2 separate regions of the Mus musculus genome follow, and region 1 is linked to region 2. A link is a loop called in an ENCODE intact Hi-C map of the cell type or tissue named here. Cell type or tissue: heart. All regions are shown on one strand. Region 1 overlaps Cbfa2t3 (CBFA2/RUNX1 translocation partner 3). Region 2 holds the start of Gm10612 (predicted gene 10612).

Region 1 (2,500 bases), 73 kb after region 2:
TCTGCCCCTCCTCAATCCACGGATGGAAAGGAGTATTTGCTGGGTGTTTGGGACCATTCACAAGTCCCCCTGGGAACTCCTTGCTCATCCTGAAGCTCCTACTATGTAGGGAAGCTTCTGAAATGAGGCTGGGCAGAGACCCCTGGGTACCCATCATGCTGGCAAGAGGAAGAGAAGATAGGGAGAGAAGCCTGAGGCGAGCTGGGCTCAGGGGGACTGTCTATTCCTGGAGACAGCTCACAGATAAAGCCCAGGACAGTCAACCAACAACTCGCACAAGTCCCCAAATCCTAGAAACCTCTGTCTTGTGTTCTGTTCCTTTTCCTTCCGTTCAGCTGGCCCTTAGGGTACCAAGCCAGACTGGGAGACAGGAATGCAGCATCTGAGTCAAAGCATGGCCTGCTCAGCACATCCTCCTGCTCCCAACCCAGACAAGAGGCCCAGGAGCCCTCAGCTCACACCATACCTGGGGTGAGCATAGCATCACACAGCCTGCCTGGGGAGCCACTGCTTCTCCCCCTACAGGAGCTGGGAGGAGAGTACTGGATGTTTTGTTCATGAAAAGCTGTGTTCCATGCCCTACACATCTATCTGGGTGCTGGGTCCCGCCACCCACCTCTATCTACTGCTGTCCTATATGTTTGCCCTGTGGGCCACGGATGTGGCGATCAGGTTAATTACATCTGTGTAATAAAGTAAGCATTTGCTACGACGGCTCTGCTGCTCCTCCGGATCACTGCGCACACCGGATCACTGTGTTCAAAGACCTGATGCACAGACAAGGGTCACCGTGGTGTTCGGTTGTACCAGAGAAGTCTTGGGGTCATAGAGGAGAGGAACTTCAGGTTCTTGTGCTGCTGCTAGATCCTTGGCAAATGGGGTCCATCTTGGACACCCCCTCCCCCCGCCAAATGAACCTTGGACCCCTGAGTTTCAAGGGCCTGACCTATAGCTTACGGCTGGGGCCAAGTTCTTTGAGCTGTCCACACGAGGGAGATGGTGAGACCTGGCTGAGAAAAACAGCAAAGGCTTGAGGGGCACTGAGGGCCTGGTGGAGACACTGGGTCTGAGGGAACACTGAAGGGACACTCAAGGCCTGAGGGGTCACTGAGAGCCTCAGAGCGGCTCAGCAGAAAGACCCTTCTCTCCATCTGCTCCTGTGGCAACTGTGTCCTGGCTAAAGAGAAGGCTCCTCTTGAACCAGACACCCAGCCATAGCGCTTCAGGCTGCACCAGTAGCTGCCTGGAGGAAGCGACTGTCATTAGTACTGTGACCGGCTTGGAACATGGTGTATTTTTGAAGGCATTGTTGGGAAGGCCAGCATCGGGGTAAGCCTGTCCCTAGGCCAGGCGCCTGGCTGGAGCCCCACTGGGCCTGGCGTGTCAGCGATCTCAGGATAGCACAGAGAGGAGGGTGACAAAATTTTTCCACTGCAGACACTGAGCTCAGGGGGGAGACTGGCCAGGGAGGGCCTGAGCCCCATCCAGACGGCCTTGGCCTGGGAACGGCCCGCCATGCCCTGCCTTCCACATGGAAGTACAGGAAAAATCCAGGCCGGACCCCAAGAGAGCTTCATACAAAGAGATGGAGGGCGTGCAGGAGGACATCCGTGGCCGCTTGTCTATCCCTGTCCAGTCCATCCTGTATGGCCAGCTTGTTCTCAGTATAGATGTGGATGCTGCCCCTGAGCAGCTCTGGTTGGCCAGGAAAGACCTAGGGAAGAAACTGAAGCAGGGCTGGGGAGAGCCCAGTGCCACTCAGTCACTACATCTCAGGTCATGTGACTAGTCTCTACTCAGACTACATTATCTCAGGTCATGTGACTATTCCACAGAGTCTCCTTCTTTTATGAGGCATGGAACCCACACCAGTTTTTATTACTAGTGAGTTGTTTTCGACAGTACCTCACTTTGGATCCCAAGCCGGCCTTGAACTTGTGATCTTCCTGCCCCAGTACTGAGTATAAGTATGAGCCATCACATGAAGCGTGATACAGCTTTCAGCCACTTTGAAGAATTAAACGGTACATGAGGAGTCAGGCTAGGGTCAGAAGCACACAGTTTCTTAGGGCTGCACCAGCCACAGCTGCTCCCGCCTCGGCCTCCCAACCCCTCTGCCAATCCCAGGATGTGGGGGTGGCAGCCACCAGACTCCACTTACAATATAGCTAAACTAATCCCATCTCCTACCTGAGCCAGATTCTCAGAGAGACCCTATTGCCGAGCCTGGGGACAGGGTCACAGAAGACATGAGGCTATGGAGTCACCAGAAATTCCCTGTGGAGACCTCTTAGGGTCATGTTAACACACACAGCTGACTCAGAGGCTCAGCAGGGTAGCCTCAAGAATCATCGGTACCCGTGTCTAGCCAAAAGCCAGCAATATGTTTCTAGATCCGCCCCTCTGCTGGAAGCCCCAGTAAGGAGTCAATGGATGTAGGCTGGCAGGCAGCAGTCCTGGGAGGTGAGGGCAGAGGGGCAACAGATGAACAGGGCTGGGA
Region 2 (2,500 bases):
TGTGTGTGTGTGTGTGTGTCCAGCTTTGTTGACAGCGTGGCTGTGTTGACCTACCTCAAATATCAACACAGTCCCCCCACCAACAGGAACGTGTCCCTCACAGCTGGGGCAGGTGGCCCCGTAAGAGCATGGCAGCTGCCAAGCCTGAATCCTGGCCCCACCCAGAGGCAGGTGCATGGCTCTGTGTAGGAGGGAATGGGCTGTGTCTTCTACAGTGGGGGCTTAGGCTAGAACTCAGGGGCTCTCAGATACTTCTAAATACAAAGAGGAGGTTAAGGGCAGGACAGGGCAGGCCCGGGCACATAAGCATTACTTCCAGCAGAGCATTGGGGGAAATGAGGACCTGTCTCAACCTCATTTCCAGCCAGGGGCTGCTGGCTTTAGGGAGGGAAATTCAGCAAGCAGCCATTTCCCCTACATCACTCACCTCACTCCAAGAACCTCAAGGACTCAGAGATGCAAGCAGGTGGCTCCATCCCGGCTCACAGGCACATGGCCACACTCTAGGCAGCCTTTGGATCCTGCCTGAGCCCACGGTGCTTGTGCTGTGGCAGTCAGATTCACGTCCAGATCCTGGGCCCACGGCACCCTTTTCTGCAGAGGGAAACACTGCGAGGTTTGCCCAAACCTGCGGCTTTCCCAAGGCCCAAACATCCAGACCCCAGGTCGTCCAAAACATACAGGACTCAAACGATGGTGCCCAGGTATATGTGGCCCAACTTCCCCACAACAACATGTGTTATTTTGGGCTTTGGCCAGGTGTGGGATTCAAAGACACCAGGGAGAATGCTCTTGTTCACAGACCCAGATGTGACTACCCTGCAGGCGAGCGCAAGGGAACTACCCTTCCCAGAGGATGTCCTCATAGACCCACCGCCCTGAGAGCTGCCGCCAAATCTGTCCCCTTTGCTTCCTGCCCTGGGCCAGGTCCTTCCTCCCTTCTATCCCAATCTCCCACATGGCTCCTCTGAGACTGGGAGGAAGGCAAGAAGTCAGCCGGAGGTGGGAGAAAGGCCACTGTGCCATTTGGATAGAGCAGTTTGGAGGGCCCTTTGAAGCTCAGGGCCACGAGATGTGTTTGAACTTGGTTGTGCCTTTAACATGGATGGGGTATTGGTGGAGCAGAGGTGCCCAGAGCAGTCTGCATATGTCTCTGACAGAATACTCACCCACCAGTGTAATGTCCCCACTTGGTGCATCCCAGTAACTCCCTAAAAACCTCACCCAAGGAGACAAATGTGGGGCTCTGTAATGCCAGAAATCAACACCAGAGGCAGCATAAAGCTGAGCCACTTTGGCAGGTTTAGATGACTGTAACCCTCCAGGAATCTGAAAATCTTGGAGACAGAACATGGGTTAATTGGCTTTGTTGATTGCCAACAACCTTTGCCCTACAAAGCCAGTACATACCGAACACCGTAAGCTGGGTTCACCGTTAACAGCAACAGAGTAGGACTCTGCTGTGAGCTGAGGCATGCCAGGCTATGGGTGAGGTGGATAGCCAGGGCATGGACTTTCATCATCCCTGTGACAGAGAAAGGAACAAGGGGTCAGCACTGCACAAAGCCACCCCACTCCTTGGAATGCTGGTGTGGTATTCCTGTCTACTGCAGACCCCAGAGTGCCGCGGGGCAGAAGCAGGTCAGGTAGAGTGTTCACAGTCTTGTGTTTATTAGGCATCTATTGTGGGCACTATTCATAGCAGGGCACTGTAGGTCTTGGAGGTTTGATTGGATGGTGGCTTGCTTCCCAGGAGTGGGGCCAGGAGGGTGCCGCATACTGAGGGAGACCTTGAACACTACCCACAGACATTGTAGGCTGGAGGATCCAGATGGATGTATCCCCTTAAGCCAAGCTTGCTGGTGTGGCCTTAGAGAAACATGGGGCCCAGTTCGTCAAGCAGGAGGTAGAGAGTGCCACTTGGTGCAGGAGCCCAAGCGGAGGCAGGAGGGACAAGGTAGAGACAGATATCTCAGCCCAGACTGAAGTTCTGAGCCCAACCCTGGGCTAGCTAGATTCTACTAAGTATTCCCTCCTCCCTCCTCTCCCCTGACCCCTCTCTGTCTCCTCTCTCCCTCTCCCTGTTCTCTTCCCTCCTCCTCCCACCAGTCCCACCACTGAGCTTGAATGTTCATGGGGCCCTTCCACGTGCATAGATTCCACTAACCCTGAATAGAAATTACTCCAGAGAAACACTGGGTCTCTTGTAGTTGTTTTTATAGGTCTGTCCATATGTGTTAGAGATCATGTCACCCAGCACACATGCACAGGTTCTGTGCCGATGTTGGGCCATTTTGTAGGAATGACTTGGGGGCCACGCCTTTTGGTGTCATGGTGCAGCCAGCCCTGGAATCATTCCCTGTGTTAACTAGAGATGAATGGGGAGCTGACACAGTGGGTTTCCAGGGGGGGTCTCTCACAGGCAGGGACCAGGCTGTCGGAGGGTTGCTCACACCTCCACTAGAGCATCCAGCCTGCCTCTTCCAGCTCCTGCTGGATC

Evidence for each region. Hi-C counts contacts between places; a loop is a spot of excess contacts. Peaks named below come from ENCODE experiments on the same cell type or tissue, not always from the same donor. Only the 100,000 strongest peaks of a DNase experiment are listed, where the experiment ranks them.
Region 1: it touches region 2 in a loop (2.5-fold over the local background); 1 of 42 quality-filtered maps calls a loop at or near these places.

The regions. Positions count from the first base shown.
Region 1 is chr8:122,623,350-122,625,849 of GRCm38, reverse strand. It overlaps Cbfa2t3 (CBFA2/RUNX1 translocation partner 3), which reads left to right. Exons shown (of 12, transcript NM_001109873.1): 12 at 1-714. Among named protein-coding and RNA genes, the nearest start is that of Pabpn1l, 1.9 kb to the right of the region's middle. In heart, a CTCF peak has its summit at 1,004; a DNase peak (open chromatin) is centred at 1,389; H3K27ac peaks cover 579 bases.
Region 2 is chr8:122,696,201-122,698,700 of GRCm38, reverse strand. Gm10612 (predicted gene 10612) reads right to left here and starts at 842. Exons shown (of 3, transcript NR_166074.1): 1 at 682-842; 2 at 428-594. It also overlaps a transcript of Cbfa2t3 not described here. In heart, a CTCF peak has its summit at 1,259; a DNase peak (open chromatin) is centred at 920; H3K4me3 peaks cover 2,199 bases; H3K27ac peaks cover 1,081 bases; H3K27me3 peaks cover 801 bases.